4 separate regions of the Homo sapiens genome follow, and all the other regions are linked to region 1. Evidence: chromatin contacts called from ENCODE Hi-C or POLR2A ChIA-PET data. All regions are on one chromosome and are shown on one strand. The core of a region is the stretch at or near the end of the contact, and the rest is flanking DNA. Distances in the headings are between cores, read along the strand shown.

What was found. Hi-C counts contacts between places; a loop is a spot of excess contacts on that map. ChIA-PET counts read pairs that join two places held with the same protein, here RNA polymerase II (POLR2A). Pooled maps may share reads with other maps.
Region 2: a map of naive thymus-derived CD4-positive, alpha-beta T cell shows a loop between it and region 1 (8-fold over the local background). The contact joins the promoter of LINC02458 here to the enhancer-like site in region 1. A Hi-C loop is called at or near these places in 3 of 168 maps with a recorded cell type or tissue (CD4-positive, alpha-beta memory T cell and naive thymus-derived CD4-positive, alpha-beta T cell), 1 of 37 single-sample maps with no recorded cell type and 8 of 50 pooled maps. POLR2A ChIA-PET finds 5 or more read pairs at or near these places in 3 of 52 experiments (OCI-LY7, activated CD4-positive, alpha-beta T cell and activated CD4-positive, alpha-beta memory T cell).
Region 3: a loop to region 1 is called in a map of naive thymus-derived CD4-positive, alpha-beta T cell, with 8 times the contacts of the local background. The contact joins two enhancer-like sites. A Hi-C loop is called at or near these places in 6 of 168 maps with a recorded cell type or tissue (CD4-positive, alpha-beta T cell, IMR-90, endothelial cell of umbilical vein and 2 more) and 10 of 50 pooled maps. POLR2A ChIA-PET finds 5 or more read pairs at or near these places in 7 of 52 experiments (B cell, T-cell, WTC11 and 4 more).
Region 4: a pooled map shows a loop between it and region 1 (3-fold over the local background). The contact joins two enhancer-like sites. A Hi-C loop is called at or near these places in 8 of 50 pooled maps. POLR2A ChIA-PET finds 5 or more read pairs at or near these places in 2 of 52 experiments (OCI-LY7 and activated naive CD4-positive, alpha-beta T cell).

What each region holds. Positions count from the first base shown.
Region 1 is chr12:89,243,270-89,246,997 of GRCh38, forward strand. No RefSeq gene overlaps it. Among named protein-coding and RNA genes, the nearest start is that of DUSP6, 110 kb to the right of the region's middle. Within about 2 kb of position 1,587, at least 3 of the 41 ENCODE cell types and tissues checked have a DNase peak (open chromatin) inside an H3K27ac peak, as active enhancers do.
Region 2 is chr12:89,017,570-89,021,297 of GRCh38, forward strand. It overlaps LINC02458 (long intergenic non-protein coding RNA 2458), which reads right to left and starts at 2,123. Exons shown (of 3, transcript NR_038385.1): 1 at 1,984-2,123.
Region 3 is chr12:89,459,766-89,463,493 of GRCh38, forward strand. The region is part of intron 9 of POC1B-DUSP6 (POC1B-DUSP6 readthrough); the gene reads right to left. The region is part of intron 9 of POC1B (POC1 centriolar protein B); the gene reads right to left. Among named protein-coding and RNA genes, the nearest start is that of GALNT4, 63 kb to the right of the region's middle. Within about 2 kb of position 2,031, at least 3 of the 41 ENCODE cell types and tissues checked have a DNase peak (open chromatin) inside an H3K27ac peak, as active enhancers do.
Region 4 is chr12:89,389,259-89,392,986 of GRCh38, forward strand. The region is part of intron 9 of POC1B-DUSP6 (POC1B-DUSP6 readthrough); the gene reads right to left. All of the region lies in intron 1 of LOC124902980 (a long non-coding RNA gene), which reads left to right. Among named protein-coding and RNA genes, the nearest start is that of DUSP6, 39 kb to the left of the region's middle. Within about 2 kb of position 1,678, at least 8 of the 41 ENCODE cell types and tissues checked have a DNase peak (open chromatin) inside an H3K27ac peak, as active enhancers do.

The DNA of each region.
Region 1 (3,728 bases), core at 337-2,836:
TTTCTCTTTTTTTCTTAGGTAGTCTGGCTAAATGTTTGCCTATTTTGTTTAACTTTTCAAAAAACAACTTTTTGTTTCATTGATCTTTTATACTGTTTTCTTCATTTCAAATTCCTTTATTTCTGCTCTGATCTTTATTATTTATTTTCTTCTACTAATTTTGAATTCAGTTTGCTCTTGCTTTTCTAGTTCTTTAAGATGCATCATTGGGTTGTTTATTTGAATTTTTTCTTATTTTTCAATGTAGGCACTTACAGCTATAAACTTCCCCCTTAGTATTGCTTTTGCTATATCCCATAGATTTTGGTATGTTGGGTTCTTATTATCATTTATTTCAAGACATTTTTCAATTTCCTTCTTAATTTCTTCATTGAGCATCTCCTCCGAGCCACAGGTCACCCAGTCTACATCATTTCTCATCTGTCAATCACACCACCTCTTAGCTCTTGTGTCAGTCTCCAGGACAACCATACTTCAGCCCCATTTCCTTCTGATATGCTCTGCTTAGCCCAGTGATTCTTCTAGGCAGCTAGTTCTCCTAAATTACTACATTGCTCACAAACACTTAATGGCTCCCATTGCCACATAAAATCCAAACTCCTCTGAGTAGTCCATGAAGCCCTCTGTGATCTCATCCTCATCTCTTGCCACATGCTTATGGCATCCTAAGCTAATCACCAAATACATCATGCTGTTTCGTGTCTTCATACCTCTTATCATGCTGCTCTCTCTGCCCAGAAAAGGAACATCCTTCCTCACCTACCTTCCAAAACTGAAAACCTCTTAGTCCTCTTTCAAGAATCTGCTCAAGCCTGACCTCACCAGCTAGACTTGCCACCTTCTTCCTTTCTGCCCCCACTTTTCCTCTTTCTCTTATTTGCCATTGTATCTATCACACTGAATGGCTTTTGTTTATTTCTGCCTTAACTCCTAGACCATGAGCTCTTTGATAGTAGGAATCAAGTCGTGTTTACCTATGAGTTCTTAGTACCATGCCAAATGCCTGGCACATAGTGGGTGCTCTATAAACATTTATTATGTTGATCTTTCCTAATTCTTTTAGGGACTCTTTTGACAAGAACCTCACTTAAAACTAAATCAGCTTGAAAAGACCAATATCAAAAGATTTATTCCTGCTTTAATTGGTTAGAGTATAATTTCACATTCCAGGAACCCCTGAAATATCTTTTTTTTTCATATTTTTTTCTTAGAAAGTCATTTCATTTTGCCAGTTGGAACAAGCCTAGAAGTTTGGTGTTTTGTTTTGAAACTGAAAATTGCTTTAAGAGGCACTTTGTGCACTTGGACGTGGTTGAGAAGAGACCCACAGAGATGATTAAAGGCTGAAAAACAGACTAAGAAAACTGGAAGAGAAAGCTAAAGGCAATTTAGTAATCAACGTCAAGCATATGAAAGGTTGTTATTACCAAGGAGGGTGACAAGCCCATGCTGTTCATACCCTCTAAGGGGAGAGCAACAGGAAATGAGGCAAGTTGCAGCATAGATGACTTCGGTTAGATAAAGAGGAACTTACTTGGCAGAAAACATTGCTACAAACTGAAGGGTCCAACAGGAATGATGCTTGGTCCCTCCTTCTCCAGAGGTATGTAAACAGGAAAAGTTTCCAACTGCCTGGAATGTTCCCTGTGCAATATTGCCTAAACTAGGGAATAGAATTAACAGTTTTGAGGGACAGTCTCCAGAAAAGACATAGATTTTTGGCACCCAGGACACAGGTGACCTGACAAAGTCCTTCCAACTCCAAAAATCTTGGAGAAAGTATTTCAGAGGAACTGAATTCAACAGTCACATCTTTTCACTACACATTTACTAAGCCTCTTTTCGAAGCCACGCCAGGTTAGATACCATCCCAATTACTAAGGCATAGTTTATGCTAATAGAGGAAAGAGCTGATTACCACATATTCTTTAGAGGCCTATCAGGCATCAGCTCTCCGAATTCTGTCTCACTCATACATGTGCACACATATACAACTACAAAGCAACCGCCAAAGCTACTTGCATTTCCTCTGAGTGACACCGACCCCTAGCTGCTCTAACCTCCAAACCTTTGCATGTGGTATTTCCTCTACCTCTAATTCCCTTCCCCCACTTCCTTACTTTGTAAATCCCTTCTTGTCCCTAAAGATACTGCTCAGGCATTACCTCCTCCAAGCTGCCCTCTTGCCACAGCTACTATTCCCTTCACCCCAACTCTAGATTATGATACTCTTTCATGATCCCTGGCTGAAAGCATTAGGAACTGAATCAAAATAATCCAAAAGAGAACTTGTTGGAAGTATAATGTATCAGCAGCTCAATAGCAGATAGAGGAACAAGCTTGCAAATGCCCAAGATTTAGGGGAGTTAAAGCCAAGAACCAGAACCAATAATCCAAAAGAGAACTTGTTGGAAGTATAATGTATCAGCGGCTCAATAGCAGATAGAGGAACAAGCTTGCAAATGCCCAAGATTTAGGGGAGTTAAAACCAAGAACCAGAGGGTATAATTGTCTTATATTTGAAAGCATCAGGACTGGATGTTTCTACCTCACTTCAGTTCAGAATGCCCTGAATATACTCTCTCCATCCTAGTATCAACATCCTAAAAGAGGGTCTCATCGGCCAACCTTGGGTCTCATGACTAGTCTGAACTAGCCTGTGACTGTGCTAGGGTGGGAGAGGAAGATCACTCTTTTCAGTTTGTCTAGTGAGCATTGGTCACTAGAAATTATCATCCCACTTAAATTCACACAAAGGAGGAGAGGTGATTCCCCCCAAAAAGAAATTGTAATAAAATAGGAGAGGCAAGGTAAGCTAAGCAGCTCTCTCTTACGTTCATTACATTGTGGTATGATCCTTGGTTTTCCTGTCTGTGTTCTTAGTAAGTTCATGTGCACTCTGAAGGCAGCAATTGTATCTTTTATTTGTGTCTCATAGACTATTGGGTACAGAATCTGTGATCAATAACCTTTTACAGGTTCTTGGTCAATATTTGTTGAATGATACATGAAGGCTAAGACCATATGTATCCCTGTGTCTGCCAACTTCAAGCTCAGTGCTTTTTCTACCATACCACAAGGTTAGCAGGGATTATGTGCTCAGCCTTAATCCAGTTACCTGTTTCTTAACCTAAGGTATTTGTTGTTATTGGGGTTTTTTTTTTAATAAATTAAGATTGGTATAGTAAGTCTTGGTTACAGCCGGCAAAAAAAACAAGTCTCAAAATATTCACAGAACTGAATCCCAGGATGTGCAAATGCAGTTTTTAAGCATCCATTTACCTTTGAGTGAAACTATGATATCCATCAAACTTCTCAGACAATACTATCCACAAACGTCAATTTTTACCTAGGTAATGGTGACTATAGGAAAAGAAAATAAGAAAAATAATACCAGAAGTTTGCAAATAAGCTCTAAACGTAGCAAATAACTAAACATAATAAAACATAGTGCATATGTGTTTCCGTGGCCACTATCACACAGGTAAGCATGGCTGACTGGCTTGGTAAGTCCATTTCAATACTACCAGTGTTCATTGACAGTGTCTATAGCCATTCAAGCTTGTGAATTTGCATGGTTTGTTTAATCCAATTTCAATTTTGTTCTGAATCATACTTGGCCTTGCACTGAGTATTGCTTCATTGAGATGAATAAATGCACACCTTGTTCAAAAGAAAAAAAAAAGAGTCTTTGGGAATTCATTGTCAGAATTTCAAAAGTTCAAGAT
Region 2 (3,728 bases), core at 873-3,372, 230 kb before region 1:
ATTATGCATATCAAAACAGCAGATAGAGTTTTAAAAAGCAAGAGTTTTACAAGCAGATAGACCTGGATTCTAATTTAAACCCTACCATTTTCTCACTGTGCGTCCTTGAGCAATTTGCTGAAACTCTTTGAATCTCAGTTTCCTCTTCTGCAAAATTTTGACAATAATACCTACTTCTGAAGGTAGTTTTGACAATTAGAAATAATGTCACATGCTTTGCAAAACATTTAGTATGTAGTAACTACTCAGAAAGATATAGCTATTCTAATTAGTGACAGAGAACATACAAACATACAGGTAGGATTTCTCTGCCTTAGATCATATGTGTTTAAATGAGTTTGAAGCATCAGAGATCTAGTTGTAAATTCTGAGTAAGCTGAAAGTGTTATACGGTTATGCTTTCTCTAAACCAATCATTGAAGTGATGCCATATTAATATGGCAGAAAGTTTGTAATATATTTTTAGGTAGAGAGAAAAAAACAGATTATAAAATGGTAATATAGTGTCATCCCAATTTTGTTTAAAAACAGTATACATCTAGTAAGATATAAACCAAAATGTTAAGGTTAGTTATCACTGGTTTATGAGACTATAGTTTATTTCTATATTTTTAACACTTTTCTGCATTTTTAATATTTTCTATAATAAATAAGTATTCATTTTTCATGACAAAAAGAAATGTCATGTAATAATATGAAGTCAAACATATATCAAATATTGATACTGCAAAAGTTTTCTTTTGTGAACCAGTTGAATCCATAGAAGGACCGCTCTCAGAGCTCAAACACAGTGCTCCAGGGTGCTACCTGCTGCTTAGAATTCTCCATAGGAGAAACGAGAAAAAGAAAAACCAAGCCCAGTTATGCTTCTCTGTGCCAGTTTTTCAAGCCAGCATATATAGAAGTATCTAGAAGATATACAAATGATTAGGAAACAGGAAGTTCAGCCAGCCACATTATTTAGGATCATGTCAAATACATCCCTAAAAATTAAAAAGTAATAATGATTTCCGTATTTCTTATTAATCTTAATTCGTGAGACAAGGCCTTTGTATCAATTCATAATAAATTTAGGAGTATTCGTGAAAAATTTTAAATACAATATATACTTTGACCAGCAACCCCACTTCATGGACACTGACCTACAGAAAGACACATTTGTGTACCAAGTTTCATGGCCAAGAATTGTACAGGAAAACATTGTAAGAACAAAGATTTCCACTAAAGGGGAAATGATTTTAACATTATGAGACATTTATACTATGTAATGCTATCCATCTGCCAAACAGAATGCTATAGACTTCTACATATGGACATGGAATGATCTCCTACACGTATTAACTGTAAGAAAAATAAGCAAATTCAAGAACTATTTCCCAAAGAAACCCCTTTTATGTTTTAATAAATCTATATGTGTGTATAGATTTGTATATTTATATATGTAAATACATAGAAATATTGAAAAGGTCTAGAAAGATACATACCCAGTTATTAACAATGACTATGTCTAGGAAAGGTCGTTTTTAAAACTTTATATTTTCTGAATTGTTTTAATTCCTTCATACACACACATTTCCATTTATAAACTTGAATTCAGTTGAACTCTTGGCAGGGATGGAAGACATGGTGTCCATCTAGCCACAGAGACATAACTGATAGCTCAGACTGGTAGGAGAATCAATTAACGCACTCATTCAACAAACATTTATTGAATATTTACAAGATGCCAAGCCTATGCTAGAAACTGTAGGTGCAAAAATGAAAATAGTAAAACATTGTCTCTGTCTTCAAATTTTCCACGAAGGTATACATACCTCATTAAAAAAATCTGGATTTTCACTTGTTCTTTATCTTATATGTTTTTTATAAAGTTAGTAGAAACAACGGTTTCTTAGTGTTGCAGAAAACGCAGTAATGAATCATTAACAATGAATCATTAACAATGAATCAACAGTGGCTCGAGGAAACATCTTTATGACTTACATCATTAAGATTTGAAGAATTGATTCTGCTCCCACCTCCTAACATATACCCTTCTACCCCTAAGCTCACGGTTGATGCCAAAATCTCTTTATTGTGAGTTACACGGAGACAGGAGCAGCGACGCAAGCTACGTGAAGTCTACTAAATCCACTGTTGCCCTCTCGGTAAACCAGTATGAATGCAGCAACAGGAAGGACCACAAGATGGCAGACTGGAAACGAGTCATGGAGCCTACAGCAGGCGATGAGGTGCTACAGCCAGTGGAATCCCGTAGCCCTGGCATCTGAAGAGAGACTGGGAAGGGCTTTATAGATCTGTTGAACGGAGGGATCAGAGCGAAGAACAATTTTGGCACCACTCTAGTGCTTGCTCACATCTCTTAGTGTTCTATTTAGTTGTTTTTACCATCTAAAAAACAAACCATGTTCATCTCTTCTTCCCACCCCAAATAGATAGTCATACTCATCAAAATCAATCATAGCTTTCTATTTTAGTATGATTGAGTAGCAGAATTTTTAAATTGGACAGGATCTCCCCAAATTTGAGGATGAGGTGCTTCATGCATAGGGAGGAGGCAGAAAGATAGATAGGGACCTGGTGGGACAAAGAAGCACAAGTCCACATTGTCATAAGGAAAGGCTCTTTTCATGATGTATGGGGACTAGGGTTGAGAAATTATTTTCAGGAAGTTGTGTGAGTAAGGCCAAAACTGTAATTTTCCAGACTTTATACCTGTGCATGCAGAGACACATAGGTAAAGATGTTGAGTAATGTGAAAGTGTACATTGGTGCTGCTGTTCTTATTTAAGCAGATAAAGTATCTACATAACCTATGATCCAGCCATTTCATTCCTGGGCATATATCTCAAATAAATCCTCACACAGGCTTGCAAGCATATATGCACAAAGATGACAGTGTGGTTTGTAGTGTCCAGCAACTGGAGGTAACCTGGGTGCTCATAATTGGGAGAGTAGATAAGTAAGTGGTGGCTTACAGATATTTACAGGATCATGCATAAAAGGGCAAATGGCCAAGCAGCACATATTTTGACCTGCCAACACGGTGTTGACCAGGATGGCTCTTGGAGACAGAAGGAGCAGACATCTGGGACCTCCAATATTGTCCTATCATACTCTGAGACAGTGCACAGCAATCTGGCAGGGCCAACTGTCTGACTCTAGGAAAAGGACATTGAACCTTGAGCTAGGAGGTTTGAAAGCTGTGATTGAGGTGGCATTGGCCTCTTTTGAAAAGCAAAATCCCAAAGTGTATTTTGAGAACATTGATAATTTGTTGTCAAGACAAGTTGCATAAAAAGCCGGCCCGGCACGGTGGCTAATGCCTGTAATCTTAGCACTTTGGGAGGCTGAATGGGTGGATTGCCTGAGCTCAGGAGCTCAAGACCAGCATAGACAACATGGTGTAACCCTATCTCTACTAAAATGCTAAAAAATTAGCCTGGCATGGTGGTGCGGGCCTGCAGTCCCAGTTACTTGGGAGGCTGAGGCATGAGAATCACTTGAACCCGGGAGACGGAGGTTGCAGTGAGCCGAGATCACACCACTGCACTCTATCCTGGGCCACAGATCAAGACTCTGTCAAAAAGAGAAAAAAAGGCAAAAGTAGAATAATTAATACTGTGTGGTATAGACACAGAGTCAAATTTATTGACCAGAACAGAATAGACATCAGGAAGAGAGTACACCTGTGAAAAACTAAATGCACAAAAATACAGAAGTCTGAC
Region 3 (3,728 bases), core at 781-3,280, 220 kb after region 1:
AACCAAATACTATTTGTAAAAACCTGGAGGGCATTTTCTAATATATTCTAAAATTAAAATATATTGGTATATTCATTACTATGGATAAAAAAAATTTTAAGCTAAATGTTAGCCTACCAATTCTATCAACGTATAAGAAAAGATCATTTTGGTAAGGTTGAATTCACCCCAGAAATAAAAGGTTTTCACTTTAGAAAATCAATGTAATTTACCTAAAAAGGAATATTAAAAATAAAATAAAATGACCCACCTCAAAAGATGAAGAAAAAAATCCTAGCCAGTTCAGTAAGAAAAGGAAATAAAAGGTATTAAGATAACAATTAGAAAGAAATAATATTCTCATTCATATATAATGTTATCTAGAATTTATTGCTAAATCATTAGAATAGTCAGAGTTTAAGTTAGTCCCAAAATCAATATATGAAATCAACTGCATTTCTGCATTCTAGCACACAGTTAGAAAATGCAAAATTTTAAAGGACACCATTTACAATATCAAAGAAGTTTAAAAATACATCAGAATAAACATACAAAAAAGAGTAAGACCTTATGGAAAAGAATAAAACTTATGTTAACATTAAAAAAGGCTCAAATAAGTAGAAACTGTATCATAAATAACTCAAAAACAGAGTGCTGTATATGGAAAATAAATATATTCAGAATATTCGTAATGAGAAAAGTGAAATTAAAGCAAAATACCACTTAATACCTATTAGACTGCAAAAACTAGAAAGCTCAATGACGCCAACACTGTTTGTAGCAGCATTGTTTGTAATGGCCAAAAAACTATTGGAAGTACCCTAAGTGTCTATCAACAGTTAAACAGGCTGTAAGAATTACTACAGTGACAAATTCACTGGAATGCAATACAGCAGTGAAAACAATTTATGAATGCATGAATTCAGAATTCATATGTATGAATCTCAGGACTTTAATGTTAAATTAAAAAGTAAGTTACGGAAAATATACATTCAATATAATTCCATTTACATAAAGTTCAAACTCATTCAAAATTAAACAATAATTATAGATTCAAATATATAAAGTTACAAAGAAAAGCAACAGAATGATTACCTAGAGTGGTGACTAACTTTGAGGGAGGCTATTTCAGAATTTGAAAAGACATAAAAATTAAAAATAAAATTGAAACATTATGAATACAAAGAAGTAAACAAAGAGCAACAAAGATAGCAGAGTTTTATATCAAATGAATGGTACCAATAAGTGTACTAACGAACCTTAAAGAAGAAACTATTGACTGAGCGCTTATCAGGAGTGTCCAATCTTTGGCTTTCCCTGGGCCACATTGGAAGAATTGTCTTGGGCCACACATAAAATACACTAACATTAATGATAGCTGATGAGCTAAAAAAAAAAAAATTGCAAAAATATCTCATAATGTTTTAAGACAGTTTACGAATTTGTGTTGGGCTGGATTCAAAGCCAGCATGTGACCTGTGGGCTGGACAAGCTTGGCTTAGACAGTGAGAAAGACTTCCTATGGAGGAAACACGGCATATGACGGCTCTTTAATAAAAGATCTAGAAAACAAAAACAGAGAGGGAGATGAGTAAAAGAGCATTCTTCATGGCATAGTGGAAGAATGCTGACATACTTTCACACAGGGTTAGAAAGAAGATTGTCAAGGGTCAAATTGTGAAGGGTGAAGGAATTTGGGAAGGCACAGAAAGTTGGAAGCTACAATGTGCTGAATTGAAAGAGTAATCTGACAGACACATAAAGTGTCATGAATACATTAGGGACGGCAGTGAGGACACTACAGCGTTAATCCAGGTCTGTAGTGATGAAGACTTGGCCAGTGATAAGAGGAGTGGAATAATTTTTAAAGCACTTACCATGCTTGATGGGTATGGCTGTAGTTTTAGAAACAGTAAAATCATTTTATAATTATCCAGCCAGTGTGTTAAAGGGGAGATATAACTGCAATGCTATAGTAAAGAAGGAATAAAGCTGTGCATGGTAAGGATGAGGGGCAATCAGCTCAGCTAGCCAAAACCGTTATCTCTTCCTGGCTGTCCCATAAAGCAGAAATCAAACACAGCCTCCTGCCATTAACTCTAAGTCCAGAGTTGAGGTAAAGAACAGAAATGTGAGAGTGACTTGTTTTCCTTTTAATCTTAAGACTCCCTGTCCAGAGACTGCTTGCATACGTTTTATTCTCTTTTATCTACTGCCACCTAGTGTAGACAGAAAATTATTTACCTAGAAAATACAATCTAGTTGCACCATCTGAAATTGAAACTGCTCAAGAAATCTAAATCACGTAGAGTCAGCACCTGTCATTAAAAAAAATCCTTGACCTACAAGTTGGGAAACAAGTCCTGATGTAATTAACAGTATTTAACTGCGTAAGTTGCTGCCACATAAGTTAAATAGAGCTGGAAGTTCTTACTAAGTAACATTTATAGTCCTCTCCATAAAGAAAATATGCTGAGGGGGTGATATGGTTAAATTCTTTGCTAGCTAACTCTCAGGAATACTAACAGTACCTTGTAGCTCCTGATATTTATTAAAGGGAAGAATATGTTAATAATTAGAGCTGCCTTGAAATGAAGTGGGCTGCCTATGAGAGGCCAAGTTCTCCATGGCTGAACAAGGGTATATAACTGGGACTAATGAATGAGGTAAAGGTTAGCCTGTATGACCTCAAAGGTACCATCCCACATCCCCCATTGAGGTTCTCTGTGTCCATGATACTGAGGAGTCCACGAACATAAAACCTCTACTAATAAATTCCATAAGCCTTCACTAGACTACAAGCTTCTAAAGAGCAAGGAGTATGCCCATCTTGTTCACTGCTGCATACTCTAAAGCTAGTACAACGTCCAGCACACAGATACTTTAATATCTGTTAACAGGATAAAATGTAATTTTGTTTATATTGAAGCATTACATCAAAGTGGTTAAAAACACAGAATGGAACCAGAGTGCCTGGGTTGAAATTCTACTGCTGCCACTTACTAACTTTAAGATTTAACTAACATAGACCTCAATTTCTCATGGGATAATAGTGGTACTTATTTCACCGAGATTTTAGGAATATTAACTTAATTTGTATAAAACACTTAGAACAGTCTTGTATAACTGTTAGACTTTATCATCATGTAATGAACATTTACTGAGGCCTGAAACAGTATAAACATATACCCCAGTTAGAAGTAGAATACAAAATGGATAGACAAGTGGTCATTTTAAAAAATCATAAATGGTGATGTTTTCAACCTTATTAGAAGATTGAGATAAAAACCCAATCTCAGACTTAAAAACTTAAATTGATCACTTGTACTTTTCAACAATGAATCATGGTCAGACTATCACAAAATATTATTATATAAATATTTGGTTAAGGTAAAGGACATTTTCCTTCCTGCTAAATATCATACAGAATTTCATATGCAATTTATATGTTAAGGTAATCTAAAATGGCCATAAAAAACTGAAAGCCATCAGAACATTATTTTATTAAAAAAATCTTTTTAACCAATTATAATCCCTGCTTACAATATTCTGCAATTCTCCTAGAATAACTATTTTGATGCTTTACTGTCATTAAGAGCTATCGCCATCGCTTAGAGTGGCTCTACTGTCTTCTCATCAAAATGTGTAAGAAAGAAGGGAACTGCTGCTCCGGAGAAAAATATCACACACACACACACACTGAAGGAAAGTCTGGTTTTGTCTAGGGGCAGGACAATGCAATCCAACTC
Region 4 (3,728 bases), core at 428-2,927, 150 kb after region 1:
ATATAGCAGAGATAGATACTTATACCACACCTTTAAGTTCACCTTGAGAAGTACTACAATAGAAGTGCCAGGATCTAATGTACAGAAATCATTTGTTCTGTATTTGGCTCATAGTAAGTGCCCAGTAACAAAATGATGACAATAATGATGACTGCAGCCACCACACTTTTTCTTTTTGAGACAGAGTCTTGCTCTGTTGCCCAGGCTGGAGTGCAGTGGCACGATCTCAACTCACAGCAGTCTCCACCTCCCAGTTCCAGCGATTCTCCTGCCTCAGCCTCCCAGGTAGCTTCAATTACAGCATATGCCACCATGCCCAGCCAATTTTTGTATTTTTAGTAGAGGCAGGGTTTCACCATGTTGGCCAGGCTGGTCTCGAACTCCTGACCTCAGGTGATCTGCTTGCCTCGGCCTCCCAAAGTGCTGGGATTACAGGCGTGAGCCACTGCACCAGGCCAGCCACCACATTTCTCATAGAATCATTTAAATGCTGGTTTCCGTGATCCACATTTATAGAAAAACAAAATCAAGAGAGCAACGAAAAGTTACTCATTAATTATAAAATCACTGCTAACCCACTATATGTCTAGGCTATGGCAGCAAATAGCAAAGATTATGAAGTTCCTTTTAATTGCTAAGACAAAGTTCCTCATAGAACACAAACCACTTCCATAGTAATATACTAATAGTGTGAGGTCAAACCAACTTAAATGCTGTCAGACAGCATGACTGTCCTCTTCTGAACATGACATGGGTCAGATAGAGTTATTTTTAGATAAGAGATAAGTCAGCTTAACTACACTTCTATGTCTTTAAAAATAAAAGCCCATATAACTTTGGGGACCAAGACAGATTAAGGGAATGCTAAAATTTTCCATAGGTAGATTTTTTTTTTTTTTGCATGTAATTCCTGATTCCCACCATTGCTTTCAGCAGCCCGGTCCACAGACCTGAACAATGGTTAATGTTTAAAAAGGTACAGCGTGTTCTGCTTAACAACTCTGCTCATTTCCTCTTCCTGATGGTGCTGCTGTGATTGCAGAACTCAAGTAAGGGCTTTTTACTATATGAGAATACATGAGAAATGATGCTCAAGTCATAATAAATGTGAGATTAAGGTCACTTGAAGATAAGAAGGTTGCAGCCTTAAGGAAAAACTTCAGTTGGCTTGGACCTCTGCGGGGGCAGGTTTACTGTAGTTTGTGGAAATAACCCACAGCTACTACTGAAATATGTGTAAGGATTTCAGACAGGAAATGAAGGAAATGCTGCATTAAACTAAAAGCACTTTAGGATTTAAATAAGCCGAATATAGATTCTCTGGTGAGAATTTGATCAGGGCACTGCTGGCATTGGCCCACCCTCTCATCTACAGTAGTGGAATTACAGTCTGCCTATCAAGTCCAGAATACAAAGTGCTTTCAGTCCTCTGACTATCCTCTTTCCTCTTTTATTAATTCCATTTCTCATTAAAATCCCCTGTACAATGTTCCATGAGAGTGAGCTCAAGGCAGCTACTGACATTTCCCATAAATGATACGCCCAATCTTCTTCCTACTAATCCAATTAGTTCTACTTCCTTCAAACTTCATTCAAAACTCAACTCATCTGATCTATGCCTGATGACCTTACAGTCATTCCTTGTCACTGTAAACCCTCAGCAGTTATTGTTGACTGATTTGCTCACTATGACCATGTGTTTACTTGTGCCTGGCATTAGGCTTGGTGCTGGGGCTACACTGATGAGTAAACCCCAGTCACTGCCCTCATGGAGGTCACAGTTCACATGAAAAAAACATCCTAATAAACTGTGATAAGGGCAATGGTCAAGATAGGCATGCGGAAGTATGAGGACAAGACATTCATCCTCTGGGGTGTCAGAAGGCTTCCTGGAAAAGCTGATGCCTGAGCTGGATTTTCAAGTAGAGGAAGGTCGGGGAGATATAGATGGTAGGTAGTGTAATCCATGAACAGTTGAGATGGCCCTGTGTGCCATGGTATGCTTGGGTGTATTCATGACTTTCACTTCATGAGAAGTTCCCTGTATTTGGGTTCTTTTCCTACAATTGAATTATAAGCTCTTCCAGGAACCATATTTTCTACTTATTTTGCCTTCTTCCCCTTGGGTCTCTTACAGTCCCCAGAGAGTTTTAAAGAGTTGTGTTTCACCATCCTGGGAAACACACTGCTGACTCACTGACCACCTCCAGGCCACTCTGCCCACCGTGTGTTAACAAGACTGTGTGGCCATGGAAAGATATGTAAGGCTGCAAGCCTTTTATCAGCTGTCAGGATAGACCCAGGAAGACACACAGGTCTGACTCAAAGCACATATATACTGCCTAATGGAAGAAACCATCCAAACCACTTACCCAGAAGTTCCACAAGCCCATCACATGCCATCCTTCCACTATTTCATATTCTTAGCCTTTGGTATGGTGATTTAAATTTTACATTCAAAGAGTTCTGCACCAATATTTCTATTAAGATTTCATTGGATAATTTTAAAAAGTCACTAAGCAAGTATGGAATGGATTTTCTACTCATCCCACAGAAACAGAAAGTAACCATTTTTTAAAATTAAAATCTTAAAATTGATATGGTGGATACTTTTACTGAGGTGGTCCCTGCCTCAAAAGTTGCCACTGCTGGGCAACTCACTGTCCTCTCTTAAGTCATGTGACTTTCTTTAGCAGTGGAAATACTTAGTGCACCTCATGAGTCTTGGAGAGTTTCGTTGAGTTCCTTTGCTTTGCAATGAGAAGATCGGATCCAGGTTGAGGTTGAGGGCGGGTATATGTGCTTTGTTTCCGGCCTCATATTTGGCCTCTAGGTAAATAGAACTCCACATTTCAAGGCTACCAAATCTTTCATGGATGGTTAAATCCCAATCCCTCCCCCACTCCAGGGTCAGGGGTGGAGGAAGGAGGAGAGGTAGAACAACAGGGTAAACTGAAAACAATCAATCAAAAAAAGACAGAAAAAAAGCACCGAGCCAGTTTCACAGGCTCCGTTGCTCCAAAGCCATCATTTCAAGGTTATGGCTTTAAAATTATGGAGGAGGCAGCTTTCACCTGAGCCCTCCTTAATGGAAACAGCTGGAATCTAGCCTGCCTTTGGAAATAAGAGAGGACAATCCTGGAGCATAAAGCCAGCTGGGAAAAACTGGTCACTGAACACAAAGCTTTTTGAACTACCAAATAAAATACATGGGTACTTTATTTCCGATGACCCAGTAGCAGGGCCTAAATCATATTTGAGTGTGAAAATGAAATTAATGGCCTGTGTAAATTCCCCAACTAGAGTTTCCAAATTCTGGTCACCGGTGTCCTAACAAGCAAACCGCACAGGGAGGAGATGGTTAAATAACAGCCACTTCCAAACCCAAGGCTCTATACCACTGAGGAGGAAGAAAGACAAGCCATACTTCCTAATTTAGTTAAACTAAATAGTATCCAGATCCAGTTACCCATTTCAAACATATTAGAATAACTTTATGCAAATACTTTGGGAAAGCAAATAATATTCATGAGTGACCTTAACTACAAGCCCCTGTGTCCTTATTAGTCTATCAGAGATATTAATATTAGAACTTAACTCAAAAGACAGTGAGGACATGTTTTCATATAAAAAAGACATGTAGGCCAGGCAAGGTGGCTCACACCTGTAATCCCAGCACTTTGGGAGGCTGAGGTGGGCGGATCACGAGGTCAAGAGATTGAGACCAT